Regions from separate parts of the Homo sapiens genome. Here all the other regions are linked to region 1. Evidence: chromatin loops called from intact Hi-C (ENCODE). Cell type or tissue: PC-9. All regions are shown on one strand.

Evidence for each region. Peaks named below come from ENCODE experiments on the same cell type or tissue, not always from the same donor. Only the 100,000 strongest peaks of a DNase experiment are listed, where the experiment ranks them.
Region 2: a loop joins it to region 1, with 8 times the contacts of the local background. A loop is called at or near these places in 4 of 110 quality-filtered maps.
Region 3: it touches region 1 in a loop (2.0-fold over the local background); 6 of 110 quality-filtered maps call a loop at or near these places.
Region 4: a loop joins it to region 1, with 4 times the contacts of the local background. A loop is called at or near these places in 2 of 110 quality-filtered maps.

Annotation. Positions count from the first base shown.
Region 1 is chr9:83,061,929-83,064,428 of GRCh38, forward strand. RASEF (RAS and EF-hand domain containing) reads right to left here and starts at 1,214. Exons shown (of 17, transcript NM_152573.4): 1 at 509-1,214. The coding sequence starts at 939. In PC-9, a CTCF peak has its summit at 968; DNase peaks (open chromatin) are centred at 203, 1,193 and 1,263; H3K4me3 peaks cover 2,500 bases; H3K27ac peaks cover 2,428 bases.
Region 2 is chr9:83,153,321-83,155,820 of GRCh38, forward strand. It overlaps a transcript of RASEF not described here. Among named protein-coding and RNA genes, the nearest start is that of FRMD3-AS1, 65 kb to the right of the region's middle. In PC-9, no CTCF peak of the experiment used is centred here; a DNase peak (open chromatin) is centred at 1,191; H3K27ac peaks cover 630 bases.
Region 3 is chr9:83,011,157-83,013,656 of GRCh38, forward strand. It overlaps RASEF (RAS and EF-hand domain containing), which reads right to left. Exons shown (of 17, transcript NM_152573.4): 5 at 1,278-1,355. Among named protein-coding and RNA genes, the nearest start is that of RASEF, 51 kb to the right of the region's middle. In PC-9, no CTCF peak of the experiment used is centred here; no DNase peak of the experiment used is centred here.
Region 4 is chr9:82,960,181-82,962,680 of GRCh38, forward strand. No RefSeq gene overlaps it. Among named protein-coding and RNA genes, the nearest start is that of RASEF, 100 kb to the right of the region's middle. In PC-9, CTCF peaks have their summits at 1,539 (motif pointing left) and 1,738; a DNase peak (open chromatin) is centred at 1,501.

The DNA.
Region 1 (2,500 bases):
CAGGTACATCAATCAATATTTGTGTCCAGCAATGTAAAAGCCCAACAAAGTTTCCTTTTCTATAGTCTTAGGAAAACGACAAATCAGAAAACTATTACAGAGGACGCCAAATTGGCAAACAGCCCGGGCCCCAGCCCTGGGGTGAGAGCCTAAGGCCTGGGGTAGAAGGTGACGTAACCAGGACGCGGTGAGATGTGGCGCGCGCGCCTAAACTCGCGCGGGGCGCCAGCAGCTGCAGATTTCAGGAGAGCTCCTGTAATGAACACGCCGCCCTTTGCAGGCTCAGGATTCAGCACGTAAAACTTTCTCCCCAAACGCTGACTCTCTGACTCCTTTTTCTTAACTCTAGCGGATCTTGGAAAAGTCAAAGCGAGTAGGTGAAGGAAGACAAGCAACTCACAGAGAAGACTAGGGGGGGGGGCCATTGGGTCTGCACACCTGCAAGTAAGTGGGAAGAAGCAAGCAGGAAGCGCCAGAATAACCTCCCGCCCCCAGCTCACACTCGCACCTGGGAATGAACTTGGCTTCGTCCCCAAGTCGCGCCTGGAAATCCTGCCAAGCCCGGCCGGGACTCGCCGGGCCGCACGAGGTGGCCAGCGCCGCCGCCGCGTCCTCGTCGCCTTCGTCCTCCTCGCTGTCGTGTGTCTCCGGCCCCGCCTCAGACACGGCGGGCGCGGGATCCAGAGGACCCCAGTCCCGGCGCCGCCCCCCGCGGAGGGACCCGAGGAAGCCACGCGCGAACTCCTGGAAGGTGATGGCGCCGTCACGGTCGGCGTCCAGCCGCTGGAATACTGCCTCGGCGTCGGCCGGCCGCACCCGCAGCTCCGTGCACAGTGCCCGGAACTCCTCGCGCTCCAGGCGCCCCGAGCGGTTCGCGTCGCAGGCGGCGAAGACTGAGCGCAGCCGGGCCAGCTCCTCTCCGTCCCCATCCGCCTCCATCCCGCCTGGCGGGGGCGGCCGAGAGGGCTCCGGAGCGCCGCGGGGCGCAGGGCCCTCCCTGGAAGGACGGGGCCACCTGCTGCCGCCGGGAGGCCCGGCGAGTTTGGCTCGTCCGGCTGGTTCGGCCACTTGAGGGAACGTCGGGCGGGGCGAGGAACGTCGGGGGTGGCCGAGCGGCTCCCTTCGACGACGGTTCGGGCCAGCCCCCAACAGGTCCCGGGAGCGGTGGGGTGCGCCCGGGCTCCAGGCACCGCCAAGGAGCGCCTCCTGCGACTGAGCGCCCAAGCGCCGAGGTGGCTCTCGCCACTTTCCCGGCGGGTGCAGCTCCGCCCAGCCAGGGAGGAGGAGCGCGCGCCACCGCTTCTCCAGTTCCCACGCCCCGGAGTCCACCGCTGCTTGCCGCGCAGGTGGGGGAGACCTGGCTGGCCGGAACTGGGATTCGGGGGGAGCATTGCCCTTCGGCGTAAGCGCTGCTCAGGTAGAGCCCAGCGCTCCGCTTCTCCACAGAACGTGCTGGCGCGCGCGTCAGAAGCTAACCGCACAGAGGTAAGGTAGGTAGGGGTAGGATTCCGAATGGGTTAAGTGCATTTTATTATCTTACTCCCGAAACTTGATAAACTTCTTTATATAGAAGTTTCTTACAAACCAAAGTACAAGATTTACCAGAAGACCCCATTCTCAATTTTACTGGCTTTCGTTAACGCATTTTTGTGCGTCTAACGTTAAGGTCCCACTGCTTAAACACAGATCTTCCAGATCTCCAATTCCACATTTTTTCTCAATCCTTGTCTCCAAAACCTGAGAAAAAATTTGATAAACAAAATCGTTTGGCAGACAGCATTGTTTAAACAAAGACTGAGGTCGTTTTGTAGGTTTTTTTACTTAAACAAACTTTATGGAAATTACATATCCAAAGGTAGGTTACCCTTTGGTTTTAAACACTTTTTTCGACAATACTATTGTTTCTTTAACACTGCTTAATGGATATGAGATCTTTAAAATCCACCCATTTTGATCCTTTTAAACACTTTTTCCATCCTTTTCCAGGAGACCCTCAGTCTGTCATACGGCTTATGTAACCGTGCCTTTAGGCGATTCTCATAGCCTGTGAAGATATATTTGGCTCATTTTTACTTTATTTACATTATCCATTTCCTCCACATTTTAGACTTTCTGACTCTGTATTTTTCTTTTATCTCATTCTGGATTCTCTTTATCGTTTATTACTTTGATTTTTTAAAAATGTGATCATTAAGTAAGGGATATTACTGACACGTTCCTACTAGGCTAGTGTTCTTAAACATAAAGCTAAGTGCTAAACATCTGGGGAACTATTTCCTCTTGAATTGTACAATAAACATGGTCAACACTAACAGCTTCTATTAAACTGTAACTACTACTGATAACCCCCATCTGAAAATTTAACTGGTAAATTATGAGAGGCATTCCATTAGAAGTCCTGGTCTTAGCAACCTAATTGCTAAGTGAATATAGTTGTATACAGTTGGACAGCTAATACAATGAATCTTATCATTAGTGCAATGTAAGTTGTTATTGATTT
Region 2 (2,500 bases), 91 kb after region 1:
AATGGTATATATCTGATTAAACACACTTTTTCATTTTAATATGTTACTGCTTATATGAAATTTCTTGTTCCTTGCACATTCAAAGGAGCCCACCATTTATATTGCCCAAAACCCTAAAAAATTGTCGCTGAGTTTAAGAAGACCTTCTCTAATGCTATCAAAACTTCAGAAAAGATCTACATCAATAGAAAGTTATCTGAGCCCCTTTTCCTTTGTTTCTCCATCATGGCGACCCTGAGCTGCCTTCTTTCCTTCCTGGAAGTTACAGCATTTCTTCTCCAACCCAGTAATTCAGCTACTTGTCAAAGACTTACAAATGCCACCCCCTGCCAGTAGAGTTCTCATACCAGACCTGTTGCACAAGGCTGTTTAACGCCTCTCTTCTTTGGATGTTCTTTTCTAGTCCTCAGTACCAAGGGAGCCTTAAGAAGGGAAACAAAAAGATAAAACTCCACAAGCTTCGCCTAGCCATATAGTGAGGACTGTGTGGCACGTTCCCTGGCAGCCCATATGATAGGCTCAAGTGTGTCACCTACTGCCATGGAATGTCATCTCACTGAGGTCAGGATATTTCTCCCAGCCATGCTGAGTACCTGACAGTTGTCAAACAACATTTCCACCACCCACTTGACAGGCTGCATGGAATAGTGGAGAATGCATAGCGTATAGCGTCTCAACATCTGGTTGAGCCCTGGTTCTGCTACTAACTGCTGTGTGACCTTTCAGAAGTTGCTTAACTTGTCTGGGCGTTGGCAAATACAGACTCCAGATAGCTGGAAAGTAAAGAGTAAATTAAGATAGCAGACCCAAGTTCTAGTGTACATTCTGCCACTTACCAGGTCTTTGCATCAATGGGGTTCAGATTCCTTAGTTTAAAAATGAGGACAATACCTGCCTGGTTTGTATAGTGTCACTGTCAGGAGGAAAGGACAGAAGCGATGTGGAAAGCCCTGTGAACTACACAGTCTTCTGCAAATTGACTGGCTGGCACCCTCCTTTGGCCTCTTTGCTTTATCTATTTGACCGTAAGGTCTCATTTGAAAGTTCAAACCTTTCTAGAACCCTTTCTTCCCAGCACTGAAAGTACCATCCACAGTCCTTATTTTCAGTCATGTAATTTCAGACAGGCCAGTCACTTCTGAATACTAGATTTCTCTCTGCATGAGTCACAGTGAGAAAACTCACAGCTGGGCAAGAAGCTAGTCTCCTCCCCTTCTCTGCCCTGACCCTGTGTTCCCACTTCCTGAGTGCACCTGATGGCCTTTGAAACACTCAAAAGTCAGGAACTTCTAAAGCACAAAGAGTCAGAGCATGATTTCCACAAGTTCTCTACCTAGGTTGGCCATCTCTCTTTCTACCCCATGGTGATATCCTTGCTCACAATCCAATTTTTCTAAAGCCTGCCTTTTTCTGTCTTTGCATTGGCATACTATTTTCTTCCTGCTTGCTTTTAAAATAAGAATCCTTGCCTCATTGCATTAATAAAGTGTTCTCATGTAGGTGAAATAACTAACACTTTACTGTGGGTTCACAACTATCTAAGGAAATAATGGAGGAAGGTATTTTCACTCCTACTTTAGAATGAAAAAAGGAGGCCCAGAAATTCTGTGTGGCTTGCCCCAAGATCACACCGAAAGGAGGTAGCAAAGTCTAGCCTCATCTACCAGCCTGCTGAGTCAGAGCTAACCTTCTTCCCACCACCTCTTGTGGGTTAGTAAGAAAAACAAGAGGCACAGCCAAGGGAGAACACTTATGTCACCCAGTACAAACAGGCAGCCTGAATCCAGAGGTAAACCAGAAAGGAATAAAAGGCAAAGGCAGCTGAGTCCAAGAACAATGGGCAGCATTTTGGAGCCGTTCAATTCCCAAGTCAGGTTACAGGGCCATAAATACATTTTAAGGCCTTTAGAATACCTGGATGCTCTGTGACCCTTCTTCTATCTGTGTTTGGGTGTATTAGTCCATTTTCATGCTGCTGATGAAGACATACCCAAGACTGGGTAATCTATAAAGAAAAAGAGGTTTAATGGACTCACAGTTCCATGAGGCCAGGGAGGCCTCACAATCATGGCAGAAGGTGAAAGGCATGCCTTACATGGCAGCAGACAAGAGAGAATGAGAACCAAGCAAAATGGATTTCCCCCTATAAAACCATCAGATGTTGTGAGATGTATTCACTACCATGAGAACAGTATGGGGGAAACCGCCCCCATGATTAAATTATCTCCCACCGGGTCCCTCCCACAACACATGGGAATTATGAGAGCTACAGTTCAAGATGAGATTTGGGTGAGGACACAGCCAAACCATATCATTGGGTTCCCTACACTTCCTTCAGACTTCAAAGACAAGGGACTTCTGGTGAAAAATACACAAAGCTTCCTCATTTTCCATTTAGAGCTTGAATGGGTTGAGGTGGAACTATAAAAGTACTAATGAGAATATTCTGGAACAAACAAAACATAATTTTCTCCATTTTATCTGTTCACTGCAACAGTCA
Region 3 (2,500 bases), 51 kb before region 1:
CAAAAAATTGTAATATGCAAAATGCTGCAATTCAGTGAAAGGCCTAGTGAAAAGAAATTGCAGAACATATGGGTGGCAAGTTTAAAAAACAATCAGTCCAATAAGAACTGAAATTTTGCCAGGTGCGGTGGCTCACGCCTATAATCCCAGCACTTTGGGAGGCCAAAGCGGGTGATCATGAGGTCAAGAGATTGAGACCACCCTGGCCAACACGGTGAAACCCTGTCTCTATTAAAACTCAAAAATTTAGCGGGGCGTGGTGGTGCGCATCTATAGTTCCAGCTACTTGGGAGGCTGAGGCAGGAGAATCACTTGAACCCAGGAGATGGAGGTTGCAGTGAGCCAAGATCGTGCCACTGTAGTCCAGCCTGGTGACAGAGCAAGACTCCATCTCAAAAAAAAAAAAAAAAAAAAAAAAAACTGAAATTTTATAGACTCCAAAATTAATATTTTCAAGGAGAAAAACTAAACAAATTTCATGCATTGGAAAGACTAAATAAGTCTTAAGGTATCAGTGATATCATGAAAATGGTAGTGCTTTTTGCAAGAAGAAACCAAAAAAATCAACCAGAAAATCCAAGAAAAACAAATAACTCTACAAGAATGTCATTATCCAAATACAAAGCCTACTAAGATGTGGAAAAATCTGGAACTAGGAATTCATTTGACCATGAAGCTGGGAACCTTCTAAGTGGATCAGAGATAATAAATGGAGAGAAAGAAATGCAAGCCTCACTCATTTCTTAGCTCTGCAGTGAAAATATTTAGAATCATAAGAAAGAAAATGCTCTTTATCTGCTTTCAAATTTGAGAGTTAATCTAAAACCAAACTAAATAAAACTCATAACAGAAGATATGTAAATGTTACCAATTTTGTTAGTACTAAAAGTAGATGTGGCTGGCGTAAGATGGAAAAGCGACAGAAAAAAAAAAAACTTGGAGGAAGGGGCAAGGCACTAATATCCTCATCACTAAGCCAGGAATACAGACCAGAGCTGATGTTGGAAGAACACAGGGTTAACTGTGTTACATAAAATGTAAGCACTAGGTCTTTATTACTTTGTATGAAAAATAAGTAAAAGCTTTCACAATAAGTGGCATATTATTGAGGGAAAAGCCTGCATAAATAGTATCTTTGATCAAAGTTATTTTAAGGACTTTTTCTAACTACAGTATTAACTTCCCTTTAAGCTGCTCTTCCTGGAACACTGAAATAAGAGCATGAGGATGTGGTCTAACAGGAAGTGCATTTCTGTAAGTGAAAAGGTAATTCTTACCATTGATAAATCATAAATTTGTTTTTTCAATGCAGCCACATCTTCCTTTTGACTTACGCGTTTTGATTGTTCTTCGAGCTGAAAGACCAAATAAAAGTTGTGTGCTTACAAACTCACTTTGAATTGCTTTGGTTAAGTTTAGGACTATCCTTGAATATACATATGAGAATTCTAGAAGTCACCAATTTTCAACATTATGCAACTTCATAAATCATTAAACTACATAAAATCCATAAGGATTTGAAATTTTGTTCTAAATAATTTAAACATTTGAAAAAGGGGTTTTGTTGTGAAATGAACTTTTTTGGAAACAGCTGAAAAGCCTTTTTTGGAAATCATTCAACTATTAAGCAATCCAGTTCTTGCTTTTTTCAGTTATGCTACATTAGAATCTGGATCTTTTTATTCTCCTTCGTATTATCTGCATTTAACACTTTCCATTCTGTATTACAATTATTTAGAAATGTCTTACCTTCCCTGCTACAGAGCAAGATTTTTTAAGAGCAGAATTAGTGTCAGATTCACCTATGTTTTCTTCATGGTGAGTTTAAGAAATGCTTATTAAATAACTAAAATCAATAAAATCTGAGTATAACAGGAAGCTAGAGACACAAACACACTTGATTATATATACCTACATTTAAGCTTTGCTTGATGATTAACTCATTTCTACATGAGCTTTGCTTGCTGGTTGACTCATTTCTATTGCAACTACAAACTCGTTACAATTACCAGACTAAATTGGTTCCACACATTTATAACCTGGAGAACAACAACAACAACAACAACAACAAAATGCCTTTCCTACAAACAGCTTACATCCTCTGGGAATGGTAGGGATCTGTTGGTATTCATTATTGGAATGTTTATGCACTGATCAAAATGGATCCCACATTTCACGAAGTCTAAGTGCTTTGATTCTGGACCTTCTTCACCTTGCCAGATGCTATAAAGGGATAGTGTTTACATAACAACGTCATGACTGCCACGAGGCTGACTCTGACTGAGAAAAGCCATCGATTTAAACACGCATTTTGACTTCAGAGAAGAAAAACCATCGGGAAAAAATGAGTTTCTCAGAATCAAGGACACAGTTAGTGGCAATTGTAACAAATTTGTAAACTATAGCCCTTAATGCACTCTCAAATAAACATCTTGCTGTTTTGCATAACAACCACATCAGGCATGCAGGAAGTCTGGAATAAGTGAGAAAGCACAAACTG
Region 4 (2,500 bases), 100 kb before region 1:
TACAAGAGCCTGCCCCTTGATGTGAGCCTGGGAGTTCTTCAAGGTATTCCATTAAATTTAGTTTTTGAGAAATTAACAAGCCATTTGGTATTAACAGTTGGGAGCATTAAAAAGTTAATAAGATTGTCTCTCCATCAGGATCATAGAATCCTAAAATGTGGAGCTGAAAGTGATTTATGATGGAGGCTGAGATGTCTGCCTAATATTTCCCCACTCCCTTGCAGTGAAGTGGGGAACTGTCAGTAGTTGTCACTGATGAGCTGGGGGCAGAAGTGATGTGTGTGGATTCCAGAACAAAGTCCAGAAGAGAAGGCCAAGAACCCTTATTCCAGGTGGTGCACTTCAGTGACAGTGTGAAGCAGAGTCACCCATGGCCCAAGTCAGACAGGCTGTACAAATGAGAAATACATTTTGGTGGTGTTAAGTCATCAGATTTGGGGCTCACTTGTTGCCATAGCATGATGCAGATAATCCTGACTTAACATCTGATGTTAATGTTCATGGAAAGTGACTCTTCATTGTACAGTAGAGGGAAGGATGGCTTAGAAGAAGGGGCGGGGAAAGGGACTGGCCTCAGATGAGGTGGAGGACCCGGGTTGTTGCTAAACTTATCTAGATTTTTACTAAGCAGCAACTTATAATAATATTTTACCTGCTTACAAGACAATATTTTTAGAATGTAATCTTGAAATCCTCATAAGGACATGTTGTGGGAGGGATGCCGGTGGGAGGTGATTGAATCATGGAGGCCTTTCTTGCCTGTGGTGTTCTCGCGATGGCAAATGGGTCTCACGAGATCGGATAGTTTTATAAAGGGCAGTTCCCCAGCATATGCTGTCTTGCCTGTCACCATGTAAGATGTGGTTTTGCTCCTCCTTCGCCTTCCACCGTGAATGTGAGGCCTCCGCAGCAATGTGGAACTGTGAGTCAATTAAACCTCTTTCCTTTATAAATTATCCAGTCTCAAGTATATCTTTATTAGGAGCATGAGAACAGACTAATACAGTATATATACTGTAATCGGATTGTTTGTAATCCAAAGGATAAATGCTTGAGGGGATGAAGGCCCCATTCCCCAAGTTTATGTGGCCCATAAAACCTCAGCATGTCATTGGGTCATAATGCATTTCAGTATTACAAAAACAGTTATGAATTGCCTTAAGCAAAACAGACCCATCTGTGTGTCTTTGCATGCTACTTCAAAGCCACCCAACCATCTAAAACCAAATTTCTCAGGAATAAATCGGCAACAAGGTTGAGTCCCAGAGATTGTCATTTTTAACCTCCAGCAAATTTTTGCAGCTGAGTGGTAAACTCCTCCCAAACATTTCTAATGGGAGGCTGACAGACTTCTAACAAAAGAACAAAAGCAGTTCCAATGCGCCACTATAATAACCTACTTCTTTTGATTGCATTTATTTTTAATGATTATTTTCCCTGTATGCCAATCCAACCTGTGCTGCCAACCCAGAGAGAGGGGGAGGGGAGGAAGACAAGGATCCAGTACGTTGTCTTGGGCTGCACTGCCACCTAGAGGTACTAGGATAACCAACCTGCTGCTGTCAGGGCAACGGCAGCTGTGGAGATAATAGGGGACCCTTTCTTCCACTGCATGGGGCTGGGCAAAAGAACCTACATTGTTCCCCCAGTTTCATTTAAACAAAGCCGATTATGAAATCAAAAAGCATGACCATGGGTATGTTTGTGAAAATTATTATTGGCCTGAAAGTGGGAGGTCCTTTAAGGAATGGTTCTGAGGGACAATTGGAAAACGGTTTTCTCTGCAGTTCTTTTCATTACAGAGGTTAGATTTGATTTGCAGCTTGAACTGAATTGGCCGAAAATCATTTGGAAATGGAATGTTACAAAAGTCTGAATAGGTCCATATGGTCAGAACTGCAATTCGATTGCAAAAATGGAATTTATTGGAAAGTTACTAGGATCAATTCAGAGGACAAGAAGTATTGTGGGGACAGAAAAATGGACAAAGCCAATGACAACTTGTTGCATACTTAAGTTCTGCAAATGACAGAATTGGACAGATATATTCCTGGTAACTGTCACTATCTTGAGGGCAAATTCAAAAGCCTTCTTGTTGATAAGGTCTTTATTTGGCTTTCTCCTCAGGCGATGTCAATTTGTGCACGAATGCAAACCATTTTAAATAAACATGAGAAATTTGTATTTCATGAAGAAATTATTTCAACAGTATTCATACAAACACAAGTTCAGGGAAAAGATAATTTCGGCAGGCTTTTGCAAAGATAATGATTTAGTCAACATTATTAATGATACTTGCAATAGGAAACAGGTAAAAAATTGAAACAAATCATTCCTGACCCCAGGGATTTTCAGCTGCAACCTCTTCATGACATTTTAAGCCAGTAATAATGGCTCCTCCTTGAACTTAAGGAGCACATGTACATCAGTAACGCATTTCAGGGACTACAGACCATGTGGCTGCCTTTGTTTGCATAAATTCTGTGAGAGCAAAAAATGA